2 separate regions of the Homo sapiens genome follow, and region 1 is linked to region 2. Evidence: chromatin contacts called from ENCODE Hi-C or POLR2A ChIA-PET data. All regions are on one chromosome and are shown on one strand. Each heading gives the region's core, a stretch centred on a gene start or an enhancer-like site at or near the end of the contact. The rest is flanking DNA. Distances are from core to core; before and after follow the strand shown.

The links. A loop is a pair of places that touch in the nucleus more often than their neighbours do. ChIA-PET counts read pairs that join two places held with the same protein, here RNA polymerase II (POLR2A). Pooled maps may share reads with other maps.
Region 1: a loop to region 2 is called in a map of endothelial cell of hepatic sinusoid, with 5 times the contacts of the local background. The contact joins two enhancer-like sites. A Hi-C loop is called at or near these places in 1 of 168 maps with a recorded cell type or tissue (endothelial cell of hepatic sinusoid) and 1 of 50 pooled maps. POLR2A ChIA-PET finds 5 or more read pairs at or near these places in 6 of 52 experiments (GM12878, MCF 10A, WTC11 and 3 more).

What each region holds. Positions count from the first base shown.
Region 1 is chr10:102,667,720-102,674,459 of GRCh38, reverse strand. It overlaps ARL3 (ARF like GTPase 3), which reads left to right. Exons shown (of 6, transcript NM_004311.4): 6 at 1-729. Among named protein-coding and RNA genes, the nearest start is that of TRIM8, 27 kb to the right of the region's middle. RefSeq lists enhancers at 106-655, 3,559-4,160, 4,161-4,762, 4,763-5,365. Within about 2 kb of position 4,744, at least 19 of the 41 ENCODE cell types and tissues checked have a DNase peak (open chromatin) inside an H3K27ac peak, as active enhancers do.
Region 2 is chr10:102,578,033-102,584,431 of GRCh38, reverse strand. The region is part of intron 3 of SUFU (SUFU negative regulator of hedgehog signaling); the gene reads right to left. Among named protein-coding and RNA genes, the nearest start is that of TRIM8-DT, 62 kb to the left of the region's middle. Within about 2 kb of position 5,010, at least 3 of the 41 ENCODE cell types and tissues checked have a DNase peak (open chromatin) inside an H3K27ac peak, as active enhancers do.

The DNA.
Region 1 (6,740 bases), core at 3,495-5,994, 90 kb before region 2:
CGTGATATGTGCTCAAGCCAGTTGTGGGAAAAACTCGAGTCCTCCCCTCCTCCCGACCTACCCCGTGTGGCTGCTTTTGGCTGGATTCCCTGCACCCAGTGCAACACACCCTTTCCCCTTCACTCTCCCTTGGTTACTATGGAAACAAGGGTGTCATTGATGTGGGCTGAGCTGGGGAACATGTCGGTGCACAGCTGAAAGTCAGCGATTATGCCGGCGGTTAGAAATGTGCCAGGGTTAAAGGAGTCCGCAGCTCCCACGGCTGCTGGGAGGACATGGTCCTGCCCCCTTCCTTCCTCCCTCCCTCCGTCTCCACTTCTCTCTCCTTGCTTTTGACAAATTTCTTTATTCCCCTCTGGACTAAAGTAGTGGCTATTTTTGTGCCACTCTGCGCCCCACCCTCACTGTTGGCCGCTCCTTATCCGGCCTGGCCTGGAGGGTGACACCATGTCACCCTCACCAGGACTCGTCTCTCCATTCCCGTCAGAGTTTGCTTTGATTTCCCTTTCCTTTCCTTCTCGGGGACCAGTTCTTACTTCCTTTTATTTTTAGCTCTGCACTCCATGTGGTTTCAGGGTTCAGTCTGATCCATCAAAAGGTTCTTTTTTTATAATCCCTTTTGAAAATGATAATCAAAGGAAGAGATGTGGTGTTTGGTCATGTGGAAAACTCAATGTATAATTTAGACGTCTGTCAAAAATCCGACAAATAAAATTTAGCTGGAACGAAGGCAGCCTGGAATGTGTTGTGTTCTTTGCTGAAGCTCAGAGAGGGCCTGAAATGTGTTTGTCCTTTCAGGGGTTAGCTTTCTTCAAGAGGTTTTTTCCAGAAGGATATATATATAAAATAGGATACCAACAATAGCAATAATAGCCCTTCATTAAGCCCCTCCTACGTGCCGGGCACTTCAGATACATCGTGGTGAGCATTAGTCCCCCTTTGCAGCAGAGGACATTGAGACATTTGCCCCAGTTAAGGAATTTGCCTGAAATCACAGAGCCTTTAAGTGCAGGTGGGGCCTGGAGCCTGGGTCTCAATGCTCAGCAAGCTGCCGCCTCTGGAGAACAAAAACAGTCAATGGCAAGGCCGGATCACGCCTGTAATCCCAGCACTTTCAGAGGCCAAGGCAGGTAGATCTCCTGAAGTCAGGAGTTCAAGACGAGCCTGACCAACATGGTGAAATCCCGTCTCTACTAAAAATACAAAATTAGCCGGGCGTGGTGGCACGTGCCTGTAATCCCAGCTGCTTGGGAGGCTGAGGCAGGAGAATTGCTTGAACCCAGGAGTCAGAGGTTGCAGTGAGCTGAGATCGTGCCATTGCACTCCAGCCTGGGCAACAGGAGAAAACTCCATTGCAAAAAAAAAAAAAAAAAAAAAATTTGTCAATGGCTCATCTCCCAGCAGCCTCAGCCCCCCCAGCCTCTGAGTGCTACTTCTGCCCAGCCTCCTCCCCTCAGCCTCTGACAAGCACTGCTCCCCTGGGTTCCCTGCCCCAGGTGTTGGGTGTCCTCTGCTCACACAGCACAACCATAGACTGGGTTTCATCCTTGGCCAAGTCCAGCCCAACAGACAGGAAAAAGGGAGAAGAAATAATTAGCAAAGTTAGGGCCTTCAGGGAGACTTGCAGTTACATAGTACCTAATACTGGATCTTCCATTTACAGAGGGTTCCGAGAGGGAACAGACCTGCCCAGTGTTACATGGAAGGTGCAGAGTTGGCAGCTGTCCCGGGCTCTGCCCTCTGGAGCAGAAGAGTTCGTTGTCCCTTCAGCAGGCTAGAGACACAGCAGCACAGCTGGTCCCAAAGGGCCTCACCATTTGTGTGTGTGTGTGTGTGTTTTGTGTTTTTGAGACAGGACTTCGCTCTGTCACCCAGGCTGGAGTGCAGTGGCACAGTCACAACTCACTGCAGCCTCAACCTCCTGGGCTCAGGCCATCCTCCCAACTCAGCCTCCCAAGTGGCTGGGACTAGAGGCATGTACCACCATGTCTGGCTAATTTTTTTTTTTTTTTTTTGAGACAGTCTCGCTCTGTCGCCCAGGCTGGAGTGCAGTGGCGCAATCTCAGCTCACTGCAAGCTCCGCCTCCCGGGTTCATGCCATTCTCCCACCTCAGCCTCCCTAGTAGCTGGGACTACAGGCGTCTGTCACCACGCCGGCTAACTTTTGGGGTTTTTTTGTATTTTTAGTAGAGATGGGGTTTCACCGTGTTAGCCAGGATGGTCTCAATCTCCTGACCTCGTGATCTGCCCACCTCGGCCTCCCAAAGTGCTGGGATTACAGGCGTGGGCCACTGCGCCCGGCCTTTAAAGAGCAAGCTGTGGGCAGAACTAGCTGGTAGCTGGAAGCAGGAGAAAGAAGAATTAGGGTTGCCAGATACATTACAGAACATTCAGTTAAACTTGAATTTCAGATAAACAATGAATAGTTTTTAATTCAAGTATATCCCATGCAATATTTGGGACATCAGTATAACATTAGAAAAATGCATTGTTTACCTTAAATTCAAATTTAACTGGCCATCCTAGCTTTTTGGTTTTGTTTTGATAAAGCTGGCAAAACCCTTCCCAGCACTCCCTGCCCAAAAAAGGGACAGCGCAGTGCAATTAAAAAGTGTGGCTGGGTGCGGTGGCTTATGCCCATAATCCCAGCATTTTCATGTTGACTAGGTCAGCACAGGGAGATTTAAAAGAGATCTCATGTAAACAAAGTGCCTAGATCTAGGACAATACCTAGCACATAGAAGGAACATTCCATGCCTCAGTTTCTTTTTCTTTTCTTTTTTTTTTTGGAGACGGAGTTTCGCTCTTCTGCCCAGACTGGAATTCAGTGGCACGATCTCGGCTCACTGCAACCTCCACCTTCCAGGTTCAAGCGATTCTCCTGCCTCAGCCTCCCGAATAGCTGGGATTACAGGCATGTGCCACCATCCCCAGCTAATTTTTGTATTTTTCGTAGAGATGGGGTTTCACCATATTGACTAGGCTGGTCTTGAACTCCTGACCTCAGGTGATCCACGTGCTTTGGCCTCCCAAAGTGCTGGGATTATAGGCGTGAGCCACCGTGCCTGGCCCTCAGTTTCTTATCTTCAAAATTGGGCAATAATCATGCTGCACAGTTGTCAAGAGGATGAGATGAGATGTCCGTACAGTGAGTAGTAGGTGCTAAATCAATGGTAGCAAATATAACAGCTGGCAGAAAGTCTGGAGTCCAGGCTTTCCAAGGCCCCTAAGACCTCTACCTCCCACCTTCCCTCCCATGTGGCTCTGTGACTTTCAAGGCCAGCAGCCCCCTCCCTTCGGGACTCCCAGGGCCACCCCAACCACACCTCCTGCTTAGCTTTGTAAGTGGGAAAGGCTCTTATCAGAGGCTCCTGATTGGCTCCAGGCGCAAACACAGTTTAGTGCTCAGTCAAGCTGCATCTCACGGCCTCTGTCCCTGTCTCCCCCTCATCCCCCTTAATTGCAATCTGTTCTGTAATTTCCTTTTCCAACACTGCAGAACACAGAGAAGCTGCAGCCACCAGGAGCAGGGGCAGGGAGGAGAGAAAGAGAGCCCTGGCTCCCTGCAGTCATTCTGCTGGTCCAGCACTGGTGTGTGTGTGTGTCCAGAACCAACCACACACAGGCGTGGAAGTGCAGCCAACAACCAGTCCCCCACAGTGTCAGAACCGGGGGAAAGAGTTAAGGAGGTAGCCACTTGCACCAGGTACTTCACAGTTACCTTATTTAATCCTCGCAAAGACACTGTTAACTGTAGGTATTGTCATTCACAGTATGAGGATGGGGCTCATAGAATTTGAATCACTCGCCCATGATCGCACAGGAAGAACTGGGCACAGTCAGGATTTGAACTCAGGCCTATTTCACTGCTGGGTCCCAAATTTATACCACAATACCTGTTTGCTTTTGGCTCCTAATGCTCTGCTCTCAGAAAAGGAGCTAAGGAATCCTTCTGCACGAAGGAACACGGAACAGTTTCTTCTCCAGAGCGAATAGCAGTGTCCCAGGGACAAAAAGCCTTTGCTAAAGAAATGAAATATTAATGACAGAACTGCAGAAAGCAAGCTGTGTCCAGGAGGGGGCAGGGAGAATTTGCTTGGATACCTGAAGCTGAGAGGTACAGGGTTGGGGTCAGAATCCCATTTAGCTAAGCCAACTGCTTCTCCTTTGAGTCATTAGTGGGTCTCATCCTTTGATTAGCCCTACAAGATAGCCGTTTACTGTCCCTAGTTCCCAGATGATGAAACCAAGGCTCACAAAGGTTAAGTCACTTGCCCAGAGTCACACAGCTAGGAAATGGCTTGACTGTGATTCCCGCCAGCCCACTTGCTGAAAGCCCATTTTATTCCATGATGCCACCCCAGGGAGGTAGGTGAGAGGCGGCCCTCGCTTTTTGCCACTCACCCTGTTTTCAGGATCCAGAAGACCCTGCCCTGGGGTCCCAGAGTCAGCTGCTGCTCTGGATGCCACCAGTAGAGGGGGCAGGAGGTGCCCAGCCCCACCCTTACAACCAAGGAAAGGGCCTGGGGAGGCTGTTGTAGTTGGGGCTTTGGCCTGGGATCAGCTGCCTCCACTTCCACCCAGGACTCAGAAGCCCCTGTGCCAGCCCCCTGGAGGCACAGCCCTAGGAGCCCCCCAAGACCGCTGGAGCAGGAGGAGAAAGAGCTCACCATAGGAGACACACGGGCTCCGTCCACAGGCAGGCCCTCTTGGCCACATTCCTAACACTAGAGAGGCCTGTCACCCAGGCCACCACTGACTCATGTGGGAGATTATGCCCCACACCAGAGTACAAGGCGTGGCACCAGCTGCAGGCCCCTCAGCCAGTTCCCTTGGGTAGGGCACAAGCTGTACAGCTACACTTGGCCCTGCCTGTGACACCAGCCAGACCCTTCCCTGGGCCTACATTTCAGCACTGTTCCCCAGCCCAGGCCCAGGCCCACCTAGAGCACCTGGTCCCGGGCTGGAGCCCAGCATTCTCCTTCCCTAGCCCTCCTTGCTGCCAGGACGTCAGAATCCTGCAGAATGATGCTGGTCCACCAACCTCAGCCCCCTTGGATTCCCTTTGGAGGCACAGAGCAAGCCTGGTCTAGGGTTGTCACATAGGAATGGGGCTTCCCTCGAGTCTCCAGGGGACAGTGCCAAAGCAGTTTTCCTGCTGGAATGCTACAGATGGCTTCTGGGAAGATGGGGATAAGAAGCTTTGGTTTGTAAACAACAGCCCATCCTGGACCAAGGGATCCAATCCAGCCCAACTCTTCCCTCACTCTCCCCAGCTCCTATGGGGATGCAGCCTGGATTTCATCCTTACTCATGCCCCAGGCCCCTTTCCCGCCCTGAGACCTCCAGATCTGGCATAGCAGCAGGTCGGAAGAAGAAAAAGCAGGAGGAAGGGGCATTCAGGGGCTGAGATGCTGATCCAGGCAGTGGGGGAGGCATCTGCACAGCTGCAGGCAGCCCCCCTACCCCCAGTCTGTGAATGGGTACATCACCCTCTCCCGCCCGCCTGCCACTGCTCCTGAAACAGTTGGTCCTAATGAACACTAAGCAAGCAGGGCAGCTGTGAGCATGATCCATATGCATGGGAGGTGTATATTTATCCTCACATCCCGCCCCACCCTGCAGCTGCTGCCATCCCCTATGCCAGGAGGGTGAGTGGGCACCAGGGCCCAGCCTGCTCCCGGGCTCCCAGGCCCCCACTTCTCCCAGCCCTCCCTCCCCAACCCACGCCCACAGCCTTCACTTGACCCATTTTGGAGGCAGAAGTTTGTATGTGTGTTTGAGAGAAAGAGAGTGCACACATCATTTCCCTGGTTGGTGCTTTTGATTTCCTCTGAAGCATCTTGATTGCGGATGTACAATGGCATCTTGCTGCCAGTGCTCCCTCAGCAGCTTCTGGCTCCACGCCGCCTCCTCCCTGGAGCCGGGATTTTCTGCTGACTCTGGGGCCCATGGCTAGCTGGCAGGGAAGGGGAAAGCTTGATCCAGGCTTCCATCCCTTGGCTGAGCAGCAGGACCTGGACACCCAGCCACCTGCCTTCCCACTCCTTAGACTGGGTTGAGGGTGCACCCTGAACCCCACCTGTCTCTCCCTTGGCCCTCCCACTGCCTCCCAGCTTGGGCTGGACTCCCCTGCCTGATCCTCCTTTGAGGGGTTAGCGCCATTATTAAAATGCAGTACCCTGCTAAGATGCCTTCAGAGGCCCTGCTGCTGTGGGTCCCTCCAGCCAAACCATTTATCCTGTTATTCAAGGCCCTGCTGATCTGACCCCAAACCTTTTTAATGGACTTATCAGCCATGGACTCCACACAGCCTTTGTGCCCAAGTCTCTCCTCACTACTCCCCCAAGCACAATCCCTACAATTTCATTTTCCCACCTGTGTGCACAGCGACCTCCTCCCTGGGATGTCTGCCCCCTCTTTTGAGCTTTCTGTTCCTTTAGGGCGTGCTTCAAGTCCTACCTCCCTAAGAGGACAGCCGGGTACCCTCTAACCCTCTCCCTGTGAAACCCTTCATCCAGCAAATATCTCTCGAGCAGAAGCAAAACCCCTCCCATAGCCTGTGCCCTGCCCTGTCCCCTCACTGCCTTGTCTGACCTCATCACTTGCTACTCTCTCCCACCCCCAACACTTTCCAGCTGCCCTCGCCCCCTGACTCTTCCTGAAACAACATTTTCTGCCTGAGGCCTTTGCACTGGTTCTCTCTGCCAGAAGCATTCTAGCTCCAAGTATCCCCCAGA
Region 2 (6,399 bases), core at 3,761-6,260:
AGTGAGAGGATCTCTTGAGCCCAGGAGTTCAAAACCAGCCTGGGCAACATAGTAAGACCCCATCTTAAATTAAAAAAAAGACAAAGAGAACCAAAGAGAGAAAAGTGGCTTCACTATTCATGCTACCAGTTACCACTCTTGTGCAGTTACCAGCTGAAATCGCCTGCTGGTTTTGGCAAACCCTGGCTTAGTGGTGAACTTCGGAGTTGGGAAGGCCCTGTTTCTATTTGCCTCCATCCCTAACTGGATGTGACCCTGGGCAACTTGCCCAAACACAGTATCTAAGCCTGTTAACAGGAAATAGCGTGCCTACTCAATATGCTTTCTACTGCAGTATGTTATTACTCGTGTACTGGAATACAGTACAGATACTCTCACCCAAGTCACCAGAAAACAGGACTGGCCACAGAGCTTGTCGCTACCAGCAAGTGCCCAGTAGGTGGCACCATTGCTCCTGGTTTAAGAAACAGATGGGCCAGTTCCCTGGAGCTCTGCATCCCTATCTGATGTCTAGTCTGTAGAAACATACCCCAAACCGAACATCACACACCAGGGCCTGTTGTGGGGTGGGGAGAGGGGGGAGGGATAGCATTAGGAGATATACCTAATGTTAAATGACGAGTTAATCGGTGCAGCACACCAACATGGCACATGTATACATATGCAACAAACCTGCACGTTGTGCACATGTACCCTAAAACTTAAAGTACAATTAAAAAAAAAGAAAAAAGAAAAAGAAACATACCCCAAACCGGGTGGGGATTTATTTAGGCTGGAAACAGGGAAAAGGCTGGAAAGATTTGGAGCCATGACCTTTGACCTTTTATTAACCAGAATTAACATGATTTTAAAATACTGTGCAAACCCAAACTGTTTGAACCAGAATGACCAAAAAGCACTTTGTGCAGGCTTAATAACTTGGGAAGAGGCTTAATTTAGGCAGCTGGGAAAGGGAGACTCTAAGGCAAGAAAAGGGAGTCGGGCCCAGGTGTTGCTCTAGGATCAACACGTTCCACCCTGAGCATGTGTGATCAGGCTTTGGCCAAAGGTACTCCTGAGTTAAAGTGGGGAGCAGAAAGTGCAACTTCCATCAGAAATGCTTGGAGAGCAGGACACTAACAGAAACTTCTAGTGAGGGGCAGGGTCTTCCGCAGCTCTGCCTGATGAAGGAACTAGACTTATGAGCTCTTCTGTGGACAAGAAATGGTCTTTCTTAACAATGAAAGAGCCCTGGTCACAGTTTTCAAGCATGGGACAAAGCCACAATGAGTTCATTCTTGAGTCCGGTCTGGTCTTTATGCCCTGGATGCTCAGACCCATTCTGTTGGAGCCACTGTGGGGTCTCAGCACTCAGGCCCCTGCGCCCACCCTGGGAAGCTCTTGGCCCCTTCAGAGGGGCTTTCAAATGCTAATAATGTCTCAGTTAGAGGCCCAGCTGTTCAGTCCAGCGGTTACAGGAGCTGGCTTCCTCTCTCTTGCTCCCCAAGGTATCCTCATTGAAAAGTCAGGGTGAAAATCCCAGAGACCTCCACTTAAACCACACAGCAGAGGCTCCCCCGCACCCAGTGTCTGAAAGAACGTCGCCATTCCAGGTAAGGGCTGGGTAGACACTTTCTATTCCCTTCCCTCCTTGGAGCTTTGCCCCCAGGTACCAGGAGAAACCTCCCTCAGCTACCCGACTTTTATGTTGTTTGGCAAATTCACTGGAAGGGAAATACCACTCCAGGATAGCAAAAGGAGTCTCTCCCCTCCCCGCCAAAAATGCTAGTTACAGTTCTACACCTTGCTCACTTGGGAGAAAGATTTCATTCCTCCACGTCTCATTCCCCATTAACAAACAACTCCTGGGCAAGAACTCTGAAAACGTGGGGGGTGCTGAACAGGCGCACAGAATCCTACTGGCTCCTCCAATTGGCCATCACCCCACCCCCACCTCCCTGACATCCAGCTTCAGTTATGGTGGTTTGAAGTTGGACTGTCCCGGATATAATAAGTTAGCAAAATCTAGGGAGAGGGGTTGCAGAAGAAAACAGCTATTGTTTGTAAAATAGTGCTGCCTTTGAAACATAGAAGCAAATACATTCCTTGAGTTCTTACAAATACATTCTTCAAGAGTTCTTAATTCATCCTAACTCTAGACAGTGCCAGCCTGCCTCCCTTCTGTGCAAAAGTACAGGCCCCGTGATGTTCTACATAATAGCCTGGAAACTAACACCCCAACCCAGGGTCAGAATTAACATGCTTGGTCTGTGGAGCGGGGACTAATGTTCCCTTTGGGAGCCCAGGAGCGTGAAGCTTGGCGCTGTGAAAGCCAAATGCCCCTTTTCTCCAGGTGCTCTTCTGCGTGCTCTGAGATTATTCCGTGCTTTCCAGGGACAGAGAACAAGGGCAGGAAACGCAGCTGGACTGTGCCAGGTGTCACAGGAGTGGCTAGTCTGCAAGAGGTGTTTTTGAGAGAGCAGGAAAATGGGAGGTGACCCAAAGCAGGCTGGGAGACTCAGGTCTGTCAACTTGGAGGTCAAATATTTGACAATGGCACAGCCATCATAATCTCTCAAGAAAAAATCTCCACTCCTCTTGCATTTCTGGTGTTCACAAATCATTCTGATAACCAGGGCTTAAGTGTCTTCTGTGAACACCCGGAGCTGGTCCTAGGGGGGCTTAGCAGTTCTTTCCCAAAATGTCAGATGTGCCAGACATGTCCCCAGTAACACAGACTGCTGAGGAGGAAAGGTTCAGTTAGCCTATGCCCCATATCTGGAAGTCCCAGGATGAAGCCGACACCTGTGGGGAGACTGGCAACTGCCTAACCCGCCCTCCTTCCTGAGAAGGCTCAAGCTGCTACTGCTGCGGCCATGGTGGACTGCGCAGCGGAGCTGGGCCCAGAGGAGGCTTCCTCTGAGATTGGAAGACAGCTCCTTCTCAAGTCAACAGAAGGCCCACGAGCAGAAATATATTTACGGGGGCAGAACTACAGGTCCACACAGGCCTGGGAGCTTCATGACTCCCCAGTGAGAGGAGGAGAAAATCTGGAGTTTTTGTTGAACAAAACATCTCTGGCTGAGGCAGTGAAGGAAATAAAGTTCAAAGTTAGTCCTGTTGGCTTCTGCCCAGCCCAGATGCTCCTAATGGGGGCCACTCAGTCTGCCTACTGCCCCCACTGGATCTCTCTGTAAGCCCATACTAATTTCTAAAACCCATGCCTAATTTCTTCTTCTTCTTTTTTTTTTTTTTTTTTTTTTTTTTTTTTTGGAGACAGAGTCTCTCTCTGTCGCCCAGGCTGGAGTGCAATGACACAATCTCGGCTCACTGCAACCTCCACTTCCTGGGTTCAAGTGATTCTCGTGCCTCAGCCTCTCAAGTAGCTGGGACCACAGGTACACACCACCATGCCCAGCTAATTTTTGTATTTAGTAGAGATGGAGTTTTGCCATGTTGGCCAGGCTAGTCTTGAACTCCTGACCTCAAGTGATCCACCTGTCTCGGCCTCCCAGAGTGCTGGGATTACAGGTGTGAGCCACCACGCCCAGCCCAAGCCTAATTTCTAGACCAGAGAGGAGAATAGGGATGTGTGTGCCTAGTCTATTGCCAGAAATGAAAAGCCTACAAAGTTTTAGGCCACAGGGTGTAGCACAGCCACAAATGACATTTCTGGAGCCCTTAGCACACCCGCACAATGCTACCCTCATTTTAGGGAGGAGTAACCCCAGGCACTGTACAGAGGGCACTGCCCTCAGGAAGACACAGAGCCTCCTCCAGGCAAATTCTCCCTCAACCTAACAGTACCCACCCACCAAAGGAAGGCAGCAGATCCTCTTCTTGTCTGATCAACACTGACTTTTCCTGGTAACAGCAACTCTCCTTCCTCCAGGAATCCAAATAAAGCTGAGAGTGAGCACCTCCCTCCACTTCCCTGCCTACCCGGCTCCATACCCCCTCCCCAAGCCAAAGAACCTTACAGCAGAGTAATGACGCAAGACCCACACTAAGAACTAGGACAGAAACCTTGCAGCAGAGTCTTGAGACAAGGCCCACACTAGGAACTGGGACAGAAATTGAATACAATGATGTATAAACAGCGTAGGAGCAAAAAAAATAAACACATCCTGCGTAATTCCCCTTTAACAGTGGACCTCCTGCAAGGAGAGGAAAAGATGGGATACTCCCCAGCTCAGAAGCTACAATTTGTTACAAACCAACAGAATTTCGCACCCCTGCCTTTCTCCCAACACAGTGCACAGCAGACAGATGCTCCAAAGGAAGGATAATCCCAGGAACATGGCTGACTGCTCAACAGCCCCTCTGCAGGGCTTCCAATCAAACTCCAAAGAAGGGGAAAGACAGAAACTCTCTTTAAGAAAGAAAAAACAACAAAGCAAACAAACTGGGGGCGGGGGGGGGGTGCGGGGGAGGAGACCCAAAACAGATTCTCTGTACATGTGGCTGAGGAGCTCTTGGGGCTAGAAGGTAAAGTTCTTCATAGCTGGTCAAATGGCGCAGATGGTGACCAGTTGTAGAGTTTCCCAACTTGGTCATGTGGTAGAAGCAAGAATTAACCCCTACCCTCACCCACCTACCTTTTCAAAGTTCTGGATGCAGTTTTATCACTTGAAAAGTTCATTTGAGTGTTTGGTTTGAGAGCTTCCCTCAGCTAGCTCTGTCTGATATTAATTTGGCTAAATGTGGTTGCAAGACATGGAGACGGGAAATGAATACGCAGTCCCACTTGATTAAAGAAGACTGAGAGAAGACATATTTGCTCTTGCAAAACTGAAAGGAAATGTAAAGGCTATTCCTTCCAGGTTTTGCCTGGAATCAAAGGAATCGCACAGCTAGCCAAAGGAGACTCAAAACTGCTTCCCTATGCATTTTCTCCAGAACCGCCCGCTCTTCAGCTTCCTTCCTGTCCCTCAAAGCCGCAATCATAAAGGCAAACAGTGAAGTGTAAGGAAAATCCCTTTATAAGCAGAGATGCTCAGTAAACTGGAATACAAGTCACAGCAGGGGAGGTGGGAGGCTGGCGGGCTGCCAGAGACCCTGCAGGTTCTCACCCCAAAGCGAGTGTAGGGGGCTGCAAACCTTTCAGAACTGGACTGATGCAGTTTCGCTAGCTAGAGATAGACTGTGGACCTGACACTCACCCTGTGCCCACATGGGCAGGGCACACAGCAGACAGCCTCATTCTCCCCCCAATGAGGGTGAGGACCCTGACTGCCCACAGAGCTCAGGAGGGTTCACCTGGCCACAGCTTGTAGCTGTCACTAGTCAAACCTCATTTACTCACCCATATATGCTATGCCCACCTGTAAAGTACACAGGTCCTTGCTTACCCCTTAGAGAGAGCCTGAAGTCCTAATCTAGCAGATGCCTTCACTTTTCTTTTTAAGCAGCTCCATCTGTTTAGACACCTGTCAGCATGAGAAGGCAGAATCTTCTGCCCACAAGCTTGTAACTGAGCAAGACCTGCCCTTGTTCCTCTCTCCTTCACCAGCACGAGGGCCTGCCACCTACACACAAGGCAGAGCCCAAGCCTCTTTGCTCTTTTTTTTTTTTCTCCCTTTGAGACAGAGTCTCACTCTGTTGCCCAAACTGGAGTGCAGTGGTGCCATCTCAGCTCACTGCAACCTCTGCCTCCCAGGTTCAGGCAAGTCTCGTGCCTCAGCCTCCCGAGCAGCTGGGATTACAGGCGCGCACCATCATGTCCATCTAATTTTTTTTTTTTTTTGAAACGGAGTCTTGCTCTGTCGCCAGGCTGGAGTGCGGTGACATGATCTCAGCTCACGGCAACCTCTGCCTCACAGGTCCAAGCAGTTCTCCTGCCTCAGCCTACCGAGTACCTGGGACTATAGGCACGCGCCACCATGACCAGCTAATGTTTGTACTTTTAGTACAGACAGGGTTTCACCATGTTGGCCAGGATGTTCTCAATCTCTTGACCTTATGATCCACCCGCCTCAGCCTCCCAAAGTGCTGGGGTTACAGGTGCCACTGCACCCAGACTAATTTTTGTATTTTTAGTAGAGATGGGGTTTCACCATGTTGGCCAGGCTGGTCTCGAACTCCTGACTTCAAGTGATCCACCCACCTCGGCCTCCCAAAGTTCTGGAATTACAGGCATGAGCCATCATGCCTGGCCCCAAGCCTCTTTGTTCTTTGTTTTTTGTTTTTGTTTTTTTTTTTGAGACGGAGTCTCGCTTTGTCGCCCAGGCTGGAGTGCAGTGGCGCGATCCCGAGTAGCTGGGATTACAAGCGCCCACCACCACGCCCAGCTAATTTTTTTGTATTTTTAGTAGAGACGGGGTTTCACCATGTTAGCCAGGATGGTCTCGATCTCCTGACCTCGTGATTCACCCGCCTCGGCCTCCCAAAGTACTGGGATTACAGGCATGAGCCACCAGC